4 separate regions of the Homo sapiens genome follow, and all the other regions are linked to region 2. The links are chromatin contacts, found by Hi-C or POLR2A ChIA-PET in ENCODE. All regions are on one chromosome and are shown on one strand. The core of a region is the stretch at or near the end of the contact, and the rest is flanking DNA. Distances in the headings are between cores, read along the strand shown.

Region 1 (2,700 bases), core at 56-2,555, 2.0 Mb before region 2:
AATAAAAGCTACAATAAGATACTATTACACTTCTACTAGAGAAGTATAATTAATTAATAAAAATAAATAAAAGACTGGCAGCATCAAGCGCTATCAAGGACGCAAAACAATTGGAACTCTCAGAATTGCTTGTGGGAATGGAAAATGATACAGCCACTTTGGAAAAGTGTGACAGTTTCTCATAGAATGAAACATTACACTTACCATACAAGTCAGCAATTCCAATCCTAGGTATTTATCCAAGAAAAAAAGAAACAAATATCCAAGCAAAATCGTATACTAGAATGTATATATCAGCTTTACTTATAATCTCTAAAACCAGAAAGCAACCCAATGCCCTTCACACAATGATGAATAAACAAGCCATTGTACATTCAAACACTGAAATATTACTCAGCAATAAAAAGGAACAGAACTACTGAAATATCAACAAAATGGATGAATCTCAAAAGCACTGTGTTAATGCCAGAAAGCAGGCACAAAATGTACAAACTGTATGATTTCATTTATATGAGTCACAAAAAGGCAAGGATCTCAATCAATCTGTGCATCCTCAGTGCCTAGCATGTTATAAAATATCCAATAAATGCTAGGTGGTGGACGGATAGACGAGGAATAATTGCAGGGAGGGTAAACTGCAAGAAAGTGATACATTGACGAGAAAGCAGAAAGGTACTTGGGGGCCCAAGTCCACCCACAGGACGGAAAAAGTGAGGGAAGGCATGGTCCAAGCTACCTTCAGTGAGTCCAGCAGCTTAAAAAATTAGACCCTGTAAATGACTACAGGAATAGATAAATGAGTAAGCGTTTCTCTGGTCTGAAAAAAAGGTGTGATGCGCCCCACCCTTCTTTAAAAATCTATTAACCACGCCTGGGGCTGAGGCAGCACAGCTTGCACCGGACAGGGAGGTGGGGTTTTTTTGTTTTGTTTTGTTTTTGTTTTTGTTTTTGTTTTTGTTTTTGTCTGTTTGTTTTTTGAGCACCAGAGCGGAGCTGGAGAGGTCAGAGGCGAGCTCTGGCTTGGGTGAGGAGGGTGAAGAAGAGACATCGCCGCGGCCCCGCCCGTCTGCATCCCTTCCCACTCGGCCTCACTTACCCAGGCCTGCCGTTCCAGCTGAGAGTACAAATTGGAGCCCTTGAGCTTTTGGACTATCTGGGCAATAATGAGAGAGAGGTCCGACTCCTCCTGCAACATTTCCCCTGCCCTAGCCCGCCAAGCCGCGGGGACAGGCCGCCGGCGCGGAGCGAACGGGCTACCGGGTCCCACTCAGGGCCAGTGACACTTCTCCGGGACCTTATTACACTGGGACTCCTCCAGCGGGCGTTACCAGGCAACTGCCGAGCCTTGTGTCCGTCCCTCTCTGGTCCCCTCAGCGCCTGAAGGCCACAGCATCTGCGTTCCGCCGGCGGAAAAAGACCGGGGCGGGGAGGACGCTTTTCACACCGTTGTTCCTGCCTTGTCTATGGTTGAAAGGCAAGAAAGCTCATTCTTTCAGAGCCACAGCGCCTCTGATGCACAAGGGGGACACGGAGAATTGTGCGTTTTACTATATAAAGGATCATTCTCTTCCACCTCTCAATTTCTGCAGAAACAGGACTGTGGCACGCAATGATACTGCGAATTACAACCACGAATTGTTAGGCTCTGACACTACCTGCGTAAACGTGTTACAGTTTCCGCCTCTGTAAAATAACACCCAGTTTGCAGGATGTTGTGATGATTAGCTGAGGTAAAAATCGTGAAGGTGCCTAGCACTGTACCATAGCACTCCATTTTACTTCATTTTCTCTCGTTTCTATTCTCTAGAGTCTTATACCAGGAATAAGTAGACAATCTCGTCTCATCTAACAACTACAAATTAACCAACAGGCATTATTTGTAGGTTTTCTGCAAAGCATTAGCAATTCAAGGATGAATAAGACATTGTCCAAGTCTTCCAGGAATTTACCGTCTAGATTCATCCTCTTCCGTATATTCATTCATTCAAGCATTTATTCATAATTCATTCAGCTTTCAACTTATTGAACATTTACATAAAAGGAACTGTGTGGGCACAAAGGTTTAATAAAATATGGTTCTTGCCTTCAAGGAAATGCACAAAAGATTTTTAGCAGAACTAAAAGTAACTGACTTAAATTATTGAATGACATCCCCAAAGGCCAACGGCACCTCCCTTCCCCCCCCAAAAAAGGCCTAGTGAAAAATACATTAGAATAACCTCACAAAAATAATCAAAATTGAGTTCAAATGTGTATATGCATATTTTAAGCAAAGCAGAAGTAGGATTTTAAGAAAACAAACCAAGATTGCTGCAAAAGCTACTCTAGACTAACTAGAAACAAAGAGATCTCATTCAATCAAATGTAGATTCTAATTCAATAGGACTCTGGTGAGAACTGGTAAACCGCATTTCTGACAAGTCCAAGAAATTATGATGCCGATGGTCCAAAGACTACATTCTGAATAGCAAAGGACTAAAGCAGGAAATAATATGAATTCAAAGGGACTGGACCCGGGCCTCTATGCACAGCACTCTGACATTTATAACACCACCATCCAGAATACTGGGATGATAAGTACAAATTCTAAATAATTTGGTAAAGTTGGTTTATCAAACCAAGTTTAGAAAGAGGCAGCCAGGAAAGAAACAAAGCACTTAAAGGCAATTAATGACAGACTCTCTAAAGTGCAGTTTCTCT
Region 2 (2,700 bases), core at 160-2,659:
GGCAGGAGAATGGCTTAAACCCGGGAGGCGGAGGTTGCAGTGAGCTGAGATTGCACCACTGTCCTCCAGCCTGGGCGACAGAGCAAGACTGTCTCAAAACAAACACACAAACCCCTCATCAGTTGCAATATTTAAGTTGCATTTAATCCTAGCAATTGCAGTCCTGAGATTTGGATAAGAACCAGAGTATGGTCTTCCAGGGCAGCCAAACCAAGCCATTCCATGAACAACAGAGATCACCCTGCTGCAGATGGTCCACAGATCTTTTCTTGTGCATTTCTTCTGGGAACAAATGCAACTGAGGAAGCAGACATATTCTAGGGGGAGAGATCCACAAAAATCCTTAGAGTCATCTTGCCCCACCTCCTTGTTATGGCTTTAGGTACAGCCCTTATGGCTAGGAGATGTAACCTTCCTCAGCCTTTGCGTCTACGTCTACAAAATAACAACTACCTTGCAGGGTGTTATTTAACACTGCGAAAGTGCATTAATAGGCACAGAAAAACAAAAAACAAAAAAGCAAATTGTGCCCTCACTGCGAATTCTCTGTATTCTAGTTAAAAACATCTATAGCTTGGGTGCATGGTGTCCGTGCTGGGCAAGAAAAGGGCAAAATAGATCATGACAAGCCTTAACATTTTCTCACTTCAGTTTCCTCACTGCAATTGATTTTTTTTTTTCTTTCAAGTCGGAGTCTTGTTCTGTCGTCCAGGCTGGAGTGCACTGGTGTGATCTCGTCTCACCGCAACCTCCGCCTCCCAGGTTCAAGCGATTCTCCTGCCTCAGCCTACCGAGTAGCTGGGATTACAGGCGTACGCCACCACGCCCAGCTAATTTTTGTATTTTTAGTAGAGACGGGGTTTCACCGTGTTGGCCAGGCTGGTCTCGAACTCCTGACCTCGTGATCCACCCGCCTCGGTCTCCCAAAGCGTTGGGATTACAGGCGTGAACCATCGCGCGGCCCCTCACTGCAACTGAGGGTAGCGCAGTGGCCGCAAGTTCCAGATCTGGAGTTACTAAATAGCTGGGTTCCAATCCCGGCTCTGCCACTTATTAGCTGTACGATCTTCATTCGTTTCTCAACCTCTCTGGGTCTGAGATTCCCTTAAAGCCGGGGTAATAGAAATGAATAGGATTTCCTAACTAGGACTAGACTTTCTCAATTTCTTGACTCAGAGGGGCAAGGATAGCCTGAAATGGAAAGTGAAGGCCTTCAGGTTCTTCCTAACAGCCGCTCCGAGGAGGGGAAAGCTACAGGAAGAGGGAGGAGACCCAAGAAAGGTCGGACCAATGAGGCAGCGGGCGGGACAGGAGTTCCCGCCTTTGGGCGTCGTGCGCGCGCACCTCGCTCACACGCACACTCGCACGCACGCACGCTGCGGAAGCGCGCGCGCGCGCAGGCCCAGCCCTCGTCGCCGCCGCCATTTTAGCTGTTGGTTCCGGCCGCACCGTGTGGGCTGTAGTAGCGGGAGGGGTGGGGGTCCTCCAGAGTTAAGTGGCTGTCCTCGACTGTGCCCATACAGCAGCCAGCTTTCTTCCTTAATAACTGCCCGTTCGAAGAGTGCGAGGATGTCCAAGCGGCACCGGTTGGACCTAGGGGAGGATTACCCCTCTGGCAAGAAGCGTGCGGGGACCGATGGGTAAGCCAGGCCGGGGGCGCGAGGCGGCAGCTCGGGCTTTGTTGGGGTCCTGGCAGGGAGCGGGCCGGGGCTGGCCTGGCCGAGCGGGTCCTGGAGCCCGAGCCTTTGTTTCTCTCTGGGCTGGGTTCACTAGCGGCGGGTAGGAGAAGCGCGGCGCCCGTTCGGCCCGGCAAGGGCGCGGGGGGTTGCGTGCGACGGGGCCGCTGCCCAGCCCAGTCCGGAGGGTGGAGAGGCCTGCAGTAGCCATGAGGGCGCCTCCTCCCCCAGGCCGAACCGAGCGGGAGTCATTTGCGAGGGCGTCGGGCGGGAGTGAACCGCGGACCTCGTGGCCTCGGTTCCCGAGGAAGGCCTGGAGCCGGAGGAGAGGGTGGGGGAGGGCGCGGTGGGAGTATTCGCTTCCAAGGGCAGCAGGCACTTCCCAGCCAGAGGGGCCGTGGGGAGGGCCTGGGTGGGGGCGCGGCCAGGCACTCCAGACGGGAAAGGCGGAGGGCGGAAAGTGAGAGCAGCGCGTGGATCATAATGTAGGCTGGGATGGGGGTGGCGGGAGTTGAGAGAAGCCAGCAAATAGGGAGTTCTCGGGGGAGGTGGGAGTAGAGGACCTGCCGGGAGAAAGGAAAACGTGGAGTAATATACCTGATGGGCTGGAAGGCTGGTGTTTTGGGGCGACTGAGTTTATAGTTTGGCGGGAGAGAGCGTGCCTTGGTCCATTCAAACACTTCAAAGTAGATACTAGCAAACTTCCGCTCTCTGCCTACGCTCCCGCCATCTCCTGTATTTCCTGCTTTGGTTAAAACTGGTTACTGAACATCGTCCCATGGGGAGGGATTAGAAGGCATTGTTTTTTTTTTTCATCATTTATTTTCTATGCATGTCCCACTTTTCTTCATAAGTAGCTTTTGAAATACAGGGATCATGTTCAAAACGTGTTTTTAGTATTTATGGCGAAACACCGCCCATGTGGAGGTTGAGAGTTGAAATACTTACACAAACTCTTGGTGTTCCAGATTCCTTTCCTTAAAGGTACAGAGGAATTTAGCAGTTAATTTAAGCAATTTCGTGA
Region 3 (2,700 bases), core at 96-2,595, 1.3 Mb before region 2:
GTCTTGGCTAATGAAAAGAAGCTACAAGGAAATCTGAGTGTGCACTTAAAACGCTCTGCCTCCAGAAATCGACTGCTGCAACATTTGTAATGGGCAGAACATTTACACGGAGCTTTCGCCTTCAATTCGCCAAGCTTTCAGTGTCCGTTAATATTCCCAAGGGACAGGGTTGGCCCTCTTCCATCTTCAAGATGATTCGGGTTTCCTGGTGAACAAAATGAGCCTCTAATGCCTAATATTTTCTGTCTGACAGATGGTTTCAGATGTATCAAAGTGCTAATCCTTGCTGAGGTATAGGTCTCAAGGAAGAAGAGTTTGGCTTTTAGAATGATAGGACTGGAATGATTAAGAAGGAAAATTACTCCCAGGATTTCACCATTACCATGTGAGCAATCGGCTTAAAACGAAGGAAACAAGCAGAATCGGAAAAACAATTTGAGGAAAAAGAAGAGAAAACACTACAAACCCCAGGTTAACAGTTTGGGTTTGAAACAGTCCCACTCAAAAAACATCTTGGGGAGTGGAAATGAAGTGCAGTAAAAGCACCTTTCCACTCAGAAGGATCAGGGTTCCATCTGGCTCCCCCAGTCACCATTCTCAGCCTGGGTGCTTGGAGGAGGCTCTGGACAGAGGCCTGGGGTTGGATATATTTGCCTTGTCACTTACTTGCTGTGTGACCTTGGGAACGTTATAAAACCTCTGAGCCTCTCAGTTCCCTCATTTGTAAAATGGGCATGTTTTACATATATACTTCAAGGTGAGCTTGTGCAAATGAAACGATCCAACATATGCCTAACCTGACGTGTAATAGGCATTCAGTGAATTTTAACTGTAAATATGAACTGGTACTTAGCGTCGACTTATGTGAGGACTGCTTTCATATACATGATCACCTGAGTCTCACAGGAGGCTCGGCATTTTAGCATAGATGACGTAGCCACAAACATTCACAGATGAGGATACTGAGAGTCCTAGAGGTTGAGCAACTTGTCCACGGTCACAAAGCTGCACATGGCAGGATTCGAACCCGGCTCTCCCTAACCCTCGAGCCAAGTTCTTTCCACGGCACCACGTGGAGCTCACAGAGGGGAGGTGTGTGTGTTGGGGAGTCAGGTCACCGCAAGGGGTTAGAGATCACTCACTGTACTCCTCCAATCTCATTAGGGGCCGGAAGTAGATGGGATAGAAGGCGGCGCCGATCAGGGAGATGAAGCCGCCGAAAATGAGCGCGGTGCGCAGGTTCCGGGACATGGCGTCAGGCCCCGGGCTGCCCTGACCCGCCGACCGCCCGGCACTCTCGGAAACCAGGTTACCGACGGCCGGGCCGTGACCCCGCTCGGAAGAGGTGGAGAGGCTTTCGCTTCCGGGCCTTGAGGGAGGGACGAGGAGGAGGGGCGGAGCGGAGAAAGAGACAGGGGTGGAGTCAGAGGCGGGGCCTCAAGGCTGGGGGCGGGGCCAGGAAAGGGGTGGGGTCACAGGCGGGGCCTCGGACCCCGCCCTCCGCCTTCCCCGGGATTCCGTGCTGTGCGGGCCGGGCGCTGGCGTTGGATTGAGGTTGGAGCTGTTTTGCTGCACTCGATTCCCGCGGGCCCTGTTCTGTCTACTTTCCTTCCTTCGGCCCGGTTCCTCCCTCAGCACCCTCCAGACCTCCTTTACCATCGCCTTCTTTACCAGCCAGCTTTCTCGTCCATCCCCCGTTAATTTCTTAATTAGCGACTGTCCGCCGTGCGCCAGATGCTCTCTGTCGCTCGCGCAATTAATCCTTTTATCAGTCTGCTTAGTTTACAGGAGAGGGAACCGCGGCTCCGCTGCGCGGCTTTGGACGAGTCACTCGTCCTTCTTGAGGGAGGTTTGTACGTATCAGAGACAAAGGGGCAAATCTCTGGCCCGAGAGGGCCTGCTGGGGGATTCTAAAACCGGAGCTGCGGGGCTTCTGCACCAAGACTAGCCTAGGAGGAACGTTGTTTCAGCATCCGAGCTACTCTCTTTCTCCATCCCATCCTCTCTCCCTCCATCCCATCCTCTCTCCCTGTTCCCTGTGCTGGGATGCCTTGGCCAAGGCAGAGAGCCAGCATCCGGTCCCATCCATGGGGCCACGGGGCGCTTCCGTATTGTCTGGGTGGGGGCCACCGAGAACAGATACCTGTTTCCTCCTCCTCAAGTTGCCATCCTCCGCCCTCTGCACCACACTGCCCTTACAAGTGGGCTGTGCCTGACTATGACCTGCCCAGGGATACTGGGCAGCTGAGACACAGATTCCTTGGGCCTCCATGCCTTTATAAATAGGAATCATGCCAGCAGCTGGGCCTGGGGAGCAAAGAGGATATCTGTCTTGACCCTAGCAGCATTATTTAGGCCACAACAGATCTACAAGCGTTTCAAAATAGCTTGGAGAGGACAGGTTTCCTCTTTCTTTGTAATCTTGTAGTTGCATCAAGCTACTGTCTACCTCTGTGGCTCTAGAAGCATGTAAATCAGTTATTCAATCTCTCCCCAGATTCATGGACTATCTGCCATGCCCCAAACACCAGGCAGAGTGCTAAGGGGACACAAAGATGAATAAGATGTGACCCCTGCTCTCTAGGATCCTGTCGCATAGATGAAGAGATAGAACATATCCATAAAAAGATAACTAATGACCGACATTGCGTGCTGCCGACACGTGTTATGGTCCTGCGGGCTACAGAAATTCAGAGGAGG
Region 4 (2,700 bases), core at 23-2,522, 1.3 Mb before region 2:
AAAAAAGTAAAGAAACGGTGCAGCTGTGGATATTTCACGTTTAGAAAGCAGCGGGGACAGGGGAAAGAAGAACAGAATTCTAGGGGAGCCAAGTTTGCAGTGAGAATCTGGATGTTGGCCTCATCTTAGAGCAGAGTGTGGGAGTTGTTCTCTAACTTAATGACGCTCTAAGTGAGGTATACACTTTTTTCTCAGTTCCGTGTTTTATAGGCAAGATTTCTCTTCTGTTCCTTTCAATAATCTAAACTGACAGTCTGAATGGTTAGCTGGACCCAAGCACACGCACAGTTTCATACCTGTGACATTGGCCCAGGTTTTAGATCTTAGGATAGTTTCATTCATTCATTCATTTGTTCTTTCATTCACTTGTTCATTTAAAAAAATTAAATGGCCAGGCAACAAATACGTACCCAGTACCTACTATATGCCAAGTGTTGTGCTTGGTGCTTAGGATACAATGATATGTCATAGCCAGACATTATTTAATTAAGTACACAACTGTAAAAGTGCATCAGTGGGAGTGCTCTGAAGAAACAAGTTGGTGCAGTGGAAATGTGTATTAGAAGGATTTGCCTTATCAGGGAGGTCTGGGAAGTGTCCTTGAGGAATGATGACTGAGGAAGTGATGATCTGTATATGAGCCAGTGCCTTACCTAAGTGAAGTGGGCGGCGGGAATGGAAAACAAATGAAAACAGCTCGTGCAAAGGCCCTGTGGTGGGAAAGCATAATGCACACAAGGACTGGCATGAAGGTCAGTGTGGGAGGATGGGGGAGAGCAAAGGGTGTGGGCAGGGCCTTGTGGGCCCTTATGGAGTGTTGTCCTTTTCCTAACAGCAAAGTGGACCCACGTGGAAGAATCAGTGGAGGACTGGGAAGGAGCCAGTTTTTCGGGGTGGGTTGTGGAAGCATACTCGGAAGCATACCGGAAAGTGTTTTAGAATTTCTTGTTCTTGCCTCAACAGAGTCCCTGGTTGGCATCTTGACTCAATTACAGGTGTCCCCCAATAGCTGTTGGCTGCCTAGCCGGCTGGTCTCCCAGTCCCGAGTGGATAATGGGGAGGATGCTGGGGTGGCGGAGGGACACACTCCAGTAGTCTGGCTCGGTTCTCATGTCTGCATGCAATGAACAGCCTGTGCTTGCTGCTTGCAGATCCAAGTGTGTTTAGCCGTAACAGTCTGACAGGGAAGCCTGGTTTCAACTTTAATAGAACACAAGGCACCCAACCAAGTTGGCATAATCTCTCTCCTGAGAGGTGATGTGTGACCTTTGCGTGCCGGGCCTTCGATTTACAACCAGGATTAAATATAGATAAATTTAAAATGTAAATGCTCTTGATTCCATTTATAATTCTAATAATAAAATACATCATAATAGCATTTTCATACTCCAGATATTCAACATTTAGAGATTTAAAAGGTCTGAAAAAATCTTTTTGGGTCAAGCTATTGTAATTCACAGCATGCTAAGATAGCAATAAAACTCGTAGGGGCAGAACTGGGGGCCACGGGGTAGGAAGGGGGAAGGAAACTGTCCTTATTATTAACTGTGATCGTCACAGAGCTGGGTTTCAACCTTGGCACTCGTGACATTTTGGGGCATGTCATTCTTGGTTGTGGGGGTTGCCCTGTGCCTTGTATGATGTTGAACAACATCCCTGACGTTTATCCACCAGATGCCACTAACACACACCTCCCCCATCCCCAGTTGTGACAACCAAACGTGTCTCCAGACATTGCCAAATGTCTCCTGGGGGATAAAATCCCCCCGACTTTTGAACACTGTGTAGAGGATGCGTAATTAGTACACCTGGTATAGAAGGTTTTGCGAAATAAAAACAAGCATTGCCAATAATTCGAGGATTGTTTTAAATAAGAAAAAAGTTCTGTACCATGTGGTTAGAGGTTTTCGACCTAAGATCAGTTTTGCTTTCCAAACTATTGAAAAGCCTAGCATGTACATTAAAATGCCTCCATTCCAGCCTCACTAGAAACTCCCAGCTGAGGGGCAGACCTCATTTCATTCAGTGAGGAAAGTGGAGCTTAGGATTCTGCAAGTCAACTTTTTAATTTAAAGTTTGAAATGCAAAAACAGCTTTGCTATTTCTTCATCTGCAGAGGAACAAAAAAGGAAACGGTTGTTTGCTCCCTGTGCTCTTGAGACTTTAAATATTTCTCCTACCTCAGTTTTGGTGGGAGATGGGAAGGTATTAAAAGCTAGAATAGAATCATTTGGATGCTTAACTGTAGTCTGGAGGAATTGGAAAAGCTTTGCAAAATTTCCCAAGAGAGTGAAGCTCTCTGACAGGGGTCAACTGCCCGGTGTCTTCTGCTCGGACAGAAATCACCATCCAACTGGGGCTGTTGCAAATGTGTGGGCTGAAGATACTCAGCTTCCTGCCTTTTTGCCATGCTATAGGTGTCTGACCTTGAAAAATGGCCAGATCTCCTTGGATCTTCACGGTCTTTTTTTTCTGAAAATAAAACTAAAAGCAGTCGCTGAATCCCTGACCAGACTGTGGTGAGGTTTAATGAGATTGCAACTGGGGGTCCGGCATTATGGTTTGAGGAGTGTGACTTCACCTTGAGGCTATCAGGTCTTTCCCAGTATTTGGTCTAATTATTTTTCTTTTTTTATTTTTGAGACAGAGTCTCACTCTGTCACCAGGCTGGAGTGCATTGGTGCAATCTCGGCTCACAGC

Evidence for each region. A loop is a pair of places that touch in the nucleus more often than their neighbours do. ChIA-PET counts read pairs that join two places held with the same protein, here RNA polymerase II (POLR2A). Pooled maps may share reads with other maps.
Region 1: a map of CD8-positive, alpha-beta T cell shows a loop between it and region 2 (15-fold over the local background). The contact joins the promoter of TBC1D19 here to the promoter of DHX15 in region 2. A Hi-C loop is called at or near these places in 3 of 168 maps with a recorded cell type or tissue (B cell, CD8-positive, alpha-beta T cell and naive thymus-derived CD4-positive, alpha-beta T cell) and 8 of 50 pooled maps. POLR2A ChIA-PET finds 5 or more read pairs at or near these places in 1 of 52 experiments (CD4-positive, alpha-beta T cell).
Region 3: a map of CD8-positive, alpha-beta T cell shows a loop between it and region 2 (8-fold over the local background). The contact joins the promoter of SMIM20 here to the promoter of DHX15 in region 2. A Hi-C loop is called at or near these places in 5 of 168 maps with a recorded cell type or tissue (CD4-positive, alpha-beta T cell, CD8-positive, alpha-beta T cell, cardiac septum and 1 more), 2 of 37 single-sample maps with no recorded cell type and 16 of 50 pooled maps.
Region 4: a loop to region 2 is called in a map with no recorded cell type, with 5 times the contacts of the local background. The contact joins the enhancer-like site here to the promoter of DHX15 in region 2. A Hi-C loop is called at or near these places in 1 of 168 maps with a recorded cell type or tissue (B cell), 3 of 37 single-sample maps with no recorded cell type and 1 of 50 pooled maps.

The regions. Positions count from the first base shown.
Region 1 is chr4:26,582,689-26,585,388 of GRCh38, reverse strand. TBC1D19 (TBC1 domain family member 19) reads right to left here and starts at 1,305. Exons shown (of 21, transcript NM_018317.4): 1 at 1,097-1,305. The coding sequence starts at 1,195. RefSeq lists an enhancer at 988-1,077.
Region 2 is chr4:24,583,263-24,585,962 of GRCh38, reverse strand. It overlaps DHX15 (DEAH-box helicase 15), which reads left to right and starts at 1,409. Exons shown (of 14, transcript NM_001358.3): 1 at 1,409-1,640. The coding sequence starts at 1,570. RefSeq lists an enhancer at 971-1,510 and silencers at 1,691-1,810, 1,821-1,900, 2,101-2,150.
Region 3 is chr4:25,912,865-25,915,564 of GRCh38, reverse strand. SMIM20 (small integral membrane protein 20) reads right to left here and starts at 1,345. Exons shown (of 3, transcript NM_001145432.3): 1 at 1,143-1,345. The coding sequence starts at 1,251. It overlaps LOC105374538 (a long non-coding RNA gene), which reads left to right and starts at 1,479. Exons shown (of 3, transcript XR_925502.3): 1 at 1,479-1,554. RefSeq lists enhancers at 1,100-1,229, 1,300-1,399, 1,509-2,058 and a silencer at 1,440-1,619.
Region 4 is chr4:25,877,808-25,880,507 of GRCh38, reverse strand. All of the region lies in intron 1 of LOC102723733 (a long non-coding RNA gene), which reads right to left. Among named protein-coding and RNA genes, the nearest start is that of SEL1L3, 16 kb to the right of the region's middle. RefSeq lists an enhancer at 1,595-1,674. Within about 2 kb of position 1,272, at least 3 of the 41 ENCODE cell types and tissues checked have a DNase peak (open chromatin) inside an H3K27ac peak, as active enhancers do; they include B cell, where a contact is called at or near this core.